Regions from separate parts of the Homo sapiens genome. Here region 2 is linked to region 1. A link is a contact called in ENCODE Hi-C or POLR2A ChIA-PET data. All regions are on one chromosome and are shown on one strand. Each heading gives the region's core, a stretch centred on a gene start or an enhancer-like site at or near the end of the contact. The rest is flanking DNA. Distances are from core to core; before and after follow the strand shown.

The links. A loop is a pair of places that touch in the nucleus more often than their neighbours do. ChIA-PET counts read pairs that join two places held with the same protein, here RNA polymerase II (POLR2A). Pooled maps may share reads with other maps.
Region 2: a loop to region 1 is called in a pooled map, with 2.4 times the contacts of the local background. The contact joins two enhancer-like sites. A Hi-C loop is called at or near these places in 2 of 168 maps with a recorded cell type or tissue (PC-9 and mammary epithelial cell) and 2 of 50 pooled maps. POLR2A ChIA-PET finds 5 or more read pairs at or near these places in 2 of 52 experiments (H1 and activated CD4-positive, alpha-beta T cell).

Annotation. Positions count from the first base shown.
Region 1 is chr9:88,269,708-88,274,926 of GRCh38, forward strand. No RefSeq gene overlaps it. Among named protein-coding and RNA genes, the nearest start is that of SPIN1, 120 kb to the right of the region's middle. Within about 2 kb of position 1,269, at least 5 of the 41 ENCODE cell types and tissues checked have a DNase peak (open chromatin) inside an H3K27ac peak, as active enhancers do; they include PC-9 and mammary epithelial cell, where a contact is called at or near this core.
Region 2 is chr9:88,352,223-88,357,500 of GRCh38, forward strand. No RefSeq gene overlaps it. Among named protein-coding and RNA genes, the nearest start is that of SPIN1, 34 kb to the right of the region's middle. Within about 2 kb of position 3,094, at least 3 of the 41 ENCODE cell types and tissues checked have a DNase peak (open chromatin) inside an H3K27ac peak, as active enhancers do; they include PC-9 and mammary epithelial cell, where a contact is called at or near this core.

The DNA.
Region 1 (5,219 bases), core at 19-2,518:
ATTCACAGGTTGAGTGGGTGTGAATTTGGGGGAAAACTTTTCAACCCAATAAATACACACATTCACCAAAAAAAAAAACAAATTTTTTTTTTTTTTTTTTTTTTTTGAGACGGAGTCTCGCTCCGTAGCCCAGGCTGGAGTGCAGTGGCGCGATCTCGGCTCACTGTAAGCTCTGCCTCCCGGGTTCACGCCATTCTCCTGCCTCAGCCTCCCCAGTAGCTGGGACTACAGGCGCCCGCCACTACACCCGGCTAATTTTTTTGTGTTTTTAGTAGAGAAGGGGTTTCACCGTGTTAGCCAGGATGGTCTGGATCTCCTGACCTCGTGATCCGCCCGCCTCGGTCTCACAAAGTGCTGGGATTACCGGCGTGAGCCACCGCGCCCCGCCTTTTTTTTTTTTTTTTTTTTTTGAGACAGGGTCTTGCTTTGTCACCCAGGCTGGAGTGCAGTGGTGAGATCATGGCTCACTGTAGCTTTGACCTCCTGGACTTAAGCAATCCTCCCATCTCAGCCCCGCCGAGTAGCCGGGACTATAGGTGCATACCACTACGCTCAGCTAATTTTTGTATTTTTTTGTAGAGACGGGTTTTCGCCATGTTGCCCAGGCTGGTCTCAAACTCCTTAGCTCAAACAATCTACCCGCCTTGTCCTCCCAAAGTGCTGGGATTATAGGTGTGAGCCACCGTGCATGGCCTAATGAAGAAATATTCAAAACCCAACACACATGTCATCTCAGCATAATTATTAATAACGCCCCTTTCACTCTCAAAAGTGTTCCAGTTTGGATGATAAATGGTGTGGCCCCTGACTGATAGAAACTCATACTGTTGGACAGTATCCAATTCTCCTCTACTTCTTCCTGTCGTTTGGAAGTTATGCATGGTCATGTGACTGGTTTTAGCCAATGGAATGTGACAAGGAGTGGCCTTTGTGATGCCACCTTTAATTGCCAGTGCTCAGCTCTTCAGTCCTCTCTATATTATCAAATCAAATCCAGCATGAACCAAAATAATGATATATCATAACCAAGTAGAGCGTATCCCAAGAATGCAAGGATATCTTAACATTAATAAATCTATTTAATGCAGGCAGGGCACAGTGGCTCATACCTGTAATCCCAGCACTTTGGAAGGCCAAGGCAGGCAAATCACTTAAGGTCAGGAGTTCGAGAGCAGCCTGACCAACATGGTGAAACCCCATCTCCACTAAAAATACAAAAATCAGCTGAGCATGGTGACGCACAGCTGTAATCCCAGTTACTCAGGAGGCCGAGGTGGAGGTTGCAGTGAGCTGAGATCGTGCCGTTGCATACTCCAGCCTAGGTGACAGAGTGAGACTCTGTCTCAAAAAAAAAAAAAAAAAAAAGCATGTATCACCACATGTACATTACACACACCCTAGGAATTCAAATATTGGCAGAGTTAGACACATAAAACAATGGAATGAAACAAAAATTCCTGGAGCAATTACATTAGAAACTTAGATCTCTATCTCACTTTGTGCAAGTGCACATTCCTCACGGAGTAAAGGCACAAACATGAAAAGTGCTTTAAAAGCATAAGAGCACGTTTTACAAAACTGGGGTACAAAAGACCTTCTTAAGCAAGATTAAGCACAGAAATGATAGAAGTATGATAATTACACAGAAATTTAAAACTTCCATACAACAAAAGATTTCAAACAAAGTATAAAAATGAGAGAATCAGGTATATGCACTGTGTCTATACAGGGTTTATATTCAGAGTCTACGTTTACTTTAACTCTGATTAATCAATCTTTTTTTTTTTTTTTTTCTTGAGACAGAGTCTCCCTCTGTCGCCCAGGCTGGAGTGCAGTGGCGCCATCTCGGCTCACTGCAAGCTCCACCTCCTGGGTTCATGCCATTCTCCTGCCTCAGCCTCCCGAGTAGCTGGAACTACAGGTGCCCGCTACCACGCCCGGCTAATTTTTTTGTATTTTTAGTAGAGACAGGGTTTCACCGTGTTAGCTAGGATGGTTTCGATCTCCTGACATCATGATCCACCAGCCTCGGCCTCCCAAAGTGCTGGGATTATAGGCGTAAGCCACTGGGCCCGGCCGAATCAATTTTTTATATTAGCCCCCCAAAAAAAAAAAGAAAACAGACAAAGGGTCTGGGCACATATGAATGGCCTACAAATGTATAAAACAATTTTCACGCCTGGTATAGTGGCTTACACCTGTAACCCCTGCACCTTGGGAGGCTGAGGGTAGGAGGATTACTTGAGGTCGGGAATTCAGGACCAGCCTGGGCAACACAGTGAGGCTCCATCTCTACAAAAAAAACTAGCTGGGCATGATGATGTGTGCCTGCAGTCCTAGCTACTTGGGAGGCTGAGGCAGGAGAATGGCCTGAGCCCAGGAGTTCAAAGCTGCAGTGAGCTGTGATGGTGCTGGTGCACTACAGCCTGGGTGACAGAGTGAGACCCTGTCTCAAAAATAAATTAATTTAAAAAATGTGTTTTCACGTTTATTAACGATCATGGGAATTGGTTAAAATACCTACGATGACATGTTATCTTTCTCAAACTGACGTTCTCTGTATGATAACGCACTGTAGAAAAGAGAATAAATTGGTACGGCCTTTTTTGAAAGGCACTTTGGCAAGCATTTCCTACTCTTTTTAAGGTGCACACTGGGAGTAGAATGCATTATTGCATGCTATATATATTTTTATATTCTATATATAATTCTCTATATAATATATATTATATACATAATTCTCTATATAATATAGAATATATTCTAAATTAGAATGCATTATTTACCCCTACTTTGCTGTAAGAGGAGTTCCCACACCAGTCCACAGTCATGAGAGTTCCAGGACCTTCCCTTAAGGCAAGAGTCCCCCCTATATTGCAAGACCTAAAATTTCAAAGTGCCGCCATGACATCTTTTAGCCTCACAGGCCCCAAAGGCTTAATTGTGAGTTCCCCTGCTCTCACCAGAAGCGCCCCCCACCCAGTGGAAAAGGCTCCCCACCCAGTGGAAAAGGCTCCCCACCCAGCTAGTTCCAGAGCAGCTGAACCCCACCTGGTCCTCAACCTAACAGATTTCACTTTACTGCCAGCTTGCAGAATTATTTTCAAAAACCCAGCACATCCTCCAGCAGGAACCAGACACCAACCCCGCCTGTCACTACAAACCTCCTCCCACAGCCCTGTTGGTTCACTGTATTCCTGAGGGCAGTCTCTGTGTGGCCTGCATGGCACAGAGTGTGGTGTCCTTGGTGTGGCTGGCACAGCATGGAGATGGTGTCTCAGTGTGGCCTGCACAGCATGGAGTGTGGTGTCTTGGTGTGGCCTGCACAGCATAGAGTATGGTGTCCTCTGCTCCCAGGCTATGAGTATTTGTGACCAAGAAGCTGCTGCAGTTCTCATGTGGCCGATGTCTGCACTGTGTGTGTCTCACCCTTTTTAGGGTGGAGGATCTCTCCTTCACCAGCAGGGTGACCAGGAGGCCGTCGGAACACTGCCAGGCCCATGGACATTAGGCTGGGCCATGCGACACCCATCACGTCCAAGCAGCAGCATTAAGGGGTAGATTCGTTCCCAGGGGAGACCCAAATGCCCTCCTTTTTCCTGGTTCACTGTAGGGAAGAGGGAGTTTTTTGTTTTTTGTTTTTTGTTTCAGAGTCTTGCTCTGACACCCAGGCTGAAGTACAGTGGTGCAATCTCAGCTCACTGCAACCTCCGCCTCCCAGGTTCAAGCAATTCTCTGCCTCAGCCTCCTGAGTAGCTGGGATTGTAGGCCCCACTAATTTTTTTTTTTTTTTTTTTTTTTGTATTTTTAGTAGAGAAGGGGTTTCACCATCTTGGCTAGGCTGGTCTTGAACTCCTGACCTCGTGATCCACCCGCCTTGGCCTCCCAAAGTGCTGGGATTACAGGCGTGAGCCACTGCGCCTGGCCAAGAGGGAGATCTTTCTGATACACCTTCACGTAGAGTATTTCTTCCTAGCAGTTACGTCTATTTAAACTCATCATTTTACAATGTATTGGCTGATCTGCGCTCCGTCCCCCACCATGACAGAGGCTCCCTTTTGCCTCGTCCTTCTTAGTCTCCTCAGCTCCTAGGACCATGCGTGGGGTGTCCCAACTCTCCAAAAATATTTTCTGAGTAAATGAAATGAAGGTTTTATGCCCTTTGGGAAAATGAAATCAAATTCTTGCTCAGAAAAAAAGGACCACTAAGGAGAAAATGTGGGCTGTTCTGAGAATTTCAATTTTATCTAAGGGTTAGTCAACAATGGGTAATGAAGCCACTCTTTGTATTAGGAGACTATAAAGTTATAATTGTTGTGGAGATGGGTGGGGATGGAGGGAGGCTGGAATCTTGTGAAGCCACATGTCGCCTGTGTTAACCAGATCTCAAGGAACAGGAGCAGATGGAATTCTATATGGGCATGATGGCATCTGCCACTTTTCCAAGAAAAGGTCAGGGCTGCATGCCCCTTCTGCCCACAGAGTATCCTCCAGCATAAGGGATATGAATCAAGAGGCCTAGAGTTCCCCCAGTATTTAAATTCCCCAAAATGGCATGCGCATTGTTCTGGGGAGTGTCTCTATAGCTTTCATCAGAATCTCAAAAGGGCCTAAGACCAAAAGAAGGCTAAGAAGCATGGGTCTAACTGCTTATTGCAGAGGTAGAATAATTCAGTAAAGGAGGCCAGCCCTCTATGTGATTGGATTTTTCTTTCTATATTTTCCCTGGAGCTAATTCATAGATGGCTCCAACTCTCATTAGGACGTTTGTCCTCTGTAGTCAAGAGGGTGGGGAATAGTACAGGGGCATACAAAATGCCAACTTCCTCCCTTGTCCTAAGAGTCCACCACCCTGCCTCACTCACAGCTAACGAACCCCCTTATACTCCAGCCAAGGAAAGCACCCCCTCTTCCTCCAACGTGACACACACATCCTGTCAAGACCCCTCCCTCCCCAGCTCTGGGTCCTCTCACTTAGAGGAAGACTTCCCACCCTCATCATTACCCCATTACCTCCCTCTCCTGGGGACCCCTGTCGCTCTTTGGCATACTAACCTATTCTAGCAACTCCCATCACTTAGAAACAACTGTCCTGACCCCACACCCACATCATTTCATGATAAAACTTATTTAGCATCTGTCTACTCTTACATCTTCACTACCCTAGAGGAGGAAAAATTCCTTTTCCTGCCACTTTCCTAGGATTTTCAGCTGGGGCC
Region 2 (5,278 bases), core at 1,844-4,343, 84 kb after region 1:
TTGTGCCACTGCACTCCAGCCTGGGCGACAGAGCAAGACTCCGTCTCAAAAAAAAGTAAAAATAAACAACAACAAAAAAACTCTCAATACAACAAAAACAAGGAAAGCTAAGGAGCAGAGTGAGGGGGGTCAGAGGATGGAAAATTACTTAAGAGGGGAACTGGAGTGGGTGTTGGGGGCAGGGATTCTTGCTAAACTGATTTAGTAAGATTTTTGCTGAAGGGAGGCCAGAGAATCAGATATCTAGGGCGGAGGGTTAATTCTCTCCAAACTGGTGTGGTAGTATCTTTGCTATGTTGAGACTCAGAAATCAATTCCCCAAAATGAAGGCCTCAGAAGCGAAAGTTTTTCTCTGACCTTTTCCTTCCCTCTTTTTCTCATTTTCCCTCTCCCCCAAGGCTAGCCATAGAAAACAATCCCTCTTCCCCAAGGGGGTCGTAGAAACCTGAACGCTGTTTCTCCAAAGCCAGTCAAAAAACCTAAAAATATTACTCTAACTCTCCCACCACCAACCCACCTTTCTGTGTAAAAACTGGTCAGAAGGAAATTATCTGGGCCTGGGGTGGTGGCTCATGCCTGTAATCCTAGCACTTTGGGAAGCTGAGGCAGGAGGACTGGTTGAGCCCAGGAGTTCCAATCAAACCTGGGCAACATAGTGAGACCCTGTCTCTTTAAAATATTTATTTTAATTAAAAAGATATTTAAAAAATAAATTATCTGACCTATCTTATTTGACTGTATGTCATAAGACCCCCATTCCAGAAAGGGTCCTGCCCCACATGCAGAAGGAAGGAAGGCTGCTCAGAGAGGGCAAGAAGAATCTAGATAGACAGGCTTGCTGGGTTTCCCCACTCAGTCTAATTGCAATAGACCATACTCCTTCTGTCCTATCATATTTCTGCATGGCTGTGCATTGTGAGGAACTTAAGCATAAAAATGGACACTTTCCCCTGTATCCTTGGGTCCTCATTCTGAAGACTCACGTCTCACATAAAGCTATGATCAAATAAATTTGTATGCCTATTCTCCTATTAATCTGCATCTTGTCAGTGATTTTCAGCAAACCTTCATGACACCGCCTTTGCAAAAATTATAACTGAGACAGTGAAGGAGATCTAACTTAGCCAACTCCATGTTTCTTTTAATCTCCAAGCTGTCCTTGTTTATCCCTGGGCATAGGCTGAACTAACTTTGGGAAGAACTTAGTTTATAGTTTATAGTTTTATTGTTTTTTTTTAATTTTTTATTTTATTTTATTTTTTTCTGTGAACATTCAACTGAGATAAGCTGCTGTGTATTTGCATTCTGGAGAGAGGTAGATTTTGTTTGTTTGTTTGTTTGTTTGTTTGTTTGTTTTTGAGACAGAGTCTCTCTCTATTGCCCAGGCTGGAGCGCAGTGCCGTAATCTCAGCTCACTGCAAGCTCCACCTCCCGGGTTCACGCCATTCTCCTGCCTCAGCCTCCCGAGTAGCTGGGACTACAGGCACCCGCCACCATGCCCGGCTAATTTTTTGTATTTTTAGTAGAGACGGGGTTTCACCGTGTTAGCCAGGATGGTCTCGATCTTCTGACCTCATGATCTGCCCGCTTCGGCCTCCCCAAGTGCTGGGATTACAGGCTTGAGCCACTGCGCCCGGCCTATAGTTTATAGTTTTAAACAAAGATGATAACAGCCCTTTCCCAAAACAAACCTCCTTCTCGACTGGGGACTAGACTGCCTTTGTGGGACTAACAAATTAGCCACAAGATTAGAAATTATGGTTTAGGAGTCATGCAGCTGGAGGCTACAAGATTCTACATGCCTTAAACTGCTCCTCAGATCAGTGATTGAGATATTTTGCAGACCCTGCACTTGATGGATCAGCTGGCACTACCCAGATTAATGAACTGGCTCATCTGATCTTGTGGCCCCCACCCAGGAACAGACTCAGCCCAAGAAGACAGCTTCGACTCCCTGTGATTTCATCCCTGACCAATCAGCACTCCTGGCTCACTGGTTTCCCCCTACCCACCAAATTGTCTTTAAAAACTCTGCTCTCCGAATGCTCAGGAAGACTTATTTGAGTAATAAAAAAACTCTGGTCTCCCACACAGCCAGCTCTGTGTGAATTAGTCTTTCTCTATTGCAATTCCCCTGTCTTGATAAATTGGCTCTGTCTAGGCAGTGGGCAAGGTGAACCCATGGGGCAGTTACATTCAGAGAGTGAAGGGGAAGTTTTCCCTTGGCCTCAACAGCTTCCACTGGAGTTGTCAGGCTAAAGACAGGACCCAGAATGAGGCCTAGACAAAAAGAGGATTCAGAGGTGCCTGACTCAGGTTCAGCCTCCAATCTCTGTTTCCACCACTTTTCACCCTTTACGCTCTTGCAACAAACAGTTTGTGTGTATACACACAACTACATGCCACATCTTTGACCATGTGGTTTTCTATGCTTAAGCTATTTTTCTGTCTTTTGGTCTACAACTCACTTTTTTTTTTTTTTTTTTTTGAGACGCAGTTTAACTCTTGTTGCCCAGGCTGGAGTGCAGTGGTGCAATCTCAGCTCACTGCAACCTCTACCTCCCAGGTTCAAGTCTCCTGAGTAGCTGGGATTACAGGCACCCACCACCATGCCCGGCTAAATTTTGTATTTTTAGTAGAGACAGGGTTTCACCATGTTGGCCAGGCTGGTCTTGAACTCCTGACCTCAGGTGATCTGCCCACCTCAGCCTCCCAAAATGCTGGGATTACAGGCATGAGCCACCATGCCTGGCCTGCAACTCACTTTCAAAACTTACTAAACTTAGACAGATTCCTTGAAACATGCAATTAGCGAAGCTGACACAATGAAATAGAATATGTAAAGAGTCCTATATCTATAAAGAAGCTTAATTCACAATAAAAAATCTTCCCCCTATAGAAAGGACTTTACTAGTGAATTATGTCAAATAATGAAGAAATAATCTTAATACTAGACAAGCTCTTTCTGAAAATACAGGAGAAGGAAATGCTTCACGGCTTTATTTAGGAGGCCTGTGTGATTCTGGAACAAAACTTGATTAAGACAAGAAAAGCTGGGTGTGGTGCTGCACTCCTGTAGTCCCATCGACTCAGGAGGCTGAGGCAGGTGGGTCACATGACAGCAGAAGTTTGAGGTTACAGTGAGTCATTATCATGCCATGCAACTATACTCCAGCTGGGTGACAAAGCAGAGAATATATATATATATATATATTTTTAAGTCCAGGAGTGGCAGCTCATGCCTGTAATCCTAGCACTTTGGGAGGCCAAGGCAGGTGGAAAACTTGAGGTCAGGAGTTCAAGACCAGCCTGGCTAACATGGCAAAACCCCATCTCCACTAAGAATTCAAAAATTAGCCAGTTGTGGTGGCATCTGTAATCCCAGCTACTCAGGAGGCTGAGGCAGGAGAACTGCTTGAACCCAGGAAGTAAAAGCTGCAGTGAGCTGAGATAGCGCCACTGCACTCCAGCTTGGGTGACAGAGCAAGACTCCATCTCAAAACAAAACTAAACAAAAACCCAACCAAACAAACAAAAAAAGGACATTACACTACAAGAAAATTAAGACCTCACAAATATAGATGCAAAACTCTGATAAAATATTAGCAGATCTACTTTGGCAATACGTTTATAGGATTGAGTTTATCATGGCCAAGTGGGCTTATCCTAGAAATAAGGTTTAGCATTCAAAAGTCAATTATTATAATTCTTTATATTGAAAAAAGAAGAAAAACGTGATCATTTCAGTTAATGTATAAAAATCTTTTTACAGAATTAAACACCCATTCAGGATAAAAATCTCAGCAAACTAGGAATAGAGGGGATCATCCTCAACTTGATAAATACCATCTGCAAAAATCCTGGAGTTAACATATCAGAAAAAGAGAAAAGCTAACTCAGACACTACCAGTTTGGGCTCAGTGCCAATACCTGGCTGCCATATCTACAGTTAACTTAGCACTTGATATGGTTTGTCTGTTTTCCCACCCAAATCTCAACCTGAATTGTATTTCTCAGAATTCCCACGTGCTGTGGGAGGAACCCAGGGGGAGGTAATTGAGTCATGGGGGCTGGTCTTTCCTATGCTATTCCCGTGATAGTGAATAAGTCTCATGAGATCTGATGGGTTTATCGGCGGTTTCCACTTTTGCTTCTTCCTCGTTTTCTCTTGCTGCCACCATGTAAGAAGTGCCTTTCACCTCCTGCCATGATTCTGAGGCCTCCCAGCCATGTGGAAATGTAAGTCTATTTAAACCTCTTGTTCTTCTCAGTCTCGGATATGTCTTTATCAGCAGCCTGAAAACGGACTAATATAGTAAATTGTTACTGGGAGTGGGGCATTGCTGAAAAGATACCCAAACATGTGGAAGCAACTTTAGAACTGGGTAACAGGCAGAGGTTGGAACAGTTTGGAGGGCTCAGAAGCAGACAAGAAAATGTGGGAAAGTTTGGAACCTCCTAGAGACTTGTTGAATGGCTTTGACAAAAATGCTGATAGTGATATGAACAATAAGGTCCAGGCTGAGGTGGTCTCAGATGGAGTTGAGAAACTTGTTGGGAACTGGAACAAAGGTGACTCTTGTTATGTTTTAGAACAGAGACTGGTGGGATTTTGCCCTGCACTAGAGATCTGCGGAAGTTTGAACTTGTGAGAGATGACTTCGGGTATCTGATGGAAGAAATTTCTAAGCAACAAAACATTCAAAGGGTGACTTGAGTGCTGTTAAAAACATTCTTTTTTTTTTTTTTTTTTTTGAGATGGAATCTCACTCTGTTGCCAGGCTGGAAAGCAGTGGCGTAATCCCAGCTCACTGCAACCTCTGCCTCCCGGGTTCAAGCGATTCTCCTGCCTCAGCCTCCTGAGTAGCTGAGATTACAGGCACGCACCACCACGCCTGGCTAATTTTTGTATTTTTAGTAAGACGGGGTTTCACCATGTTGGCCAGGATGGTCTTGATCCCTTGACCTTGTGATCCCCCACCTTGGCCTCCCAAAGTGCTGGGATTACAGGTGTGAGCCACCACGGCCAGCAAAAGCATTCTGTTTTAAAAGGAAAACAGAGCATAAAAGTTCAGAAAATGTGCAGCCTGATGATGCAGTAGAAAAGAAAAACCCATTTTTTGAGGAGAAATTCAAGCCAGCTGCAGAAATTTGCATAAGTAGCAAGGATCCTAATGTTAATCCCTAAGACTACTGAGAAAATGTCTCCAGGCCATGTCAGACACATTCATGGAAGTCCCTCCCATCACAGACCCAGAGGCCCAGAAGGAAAAAGTGG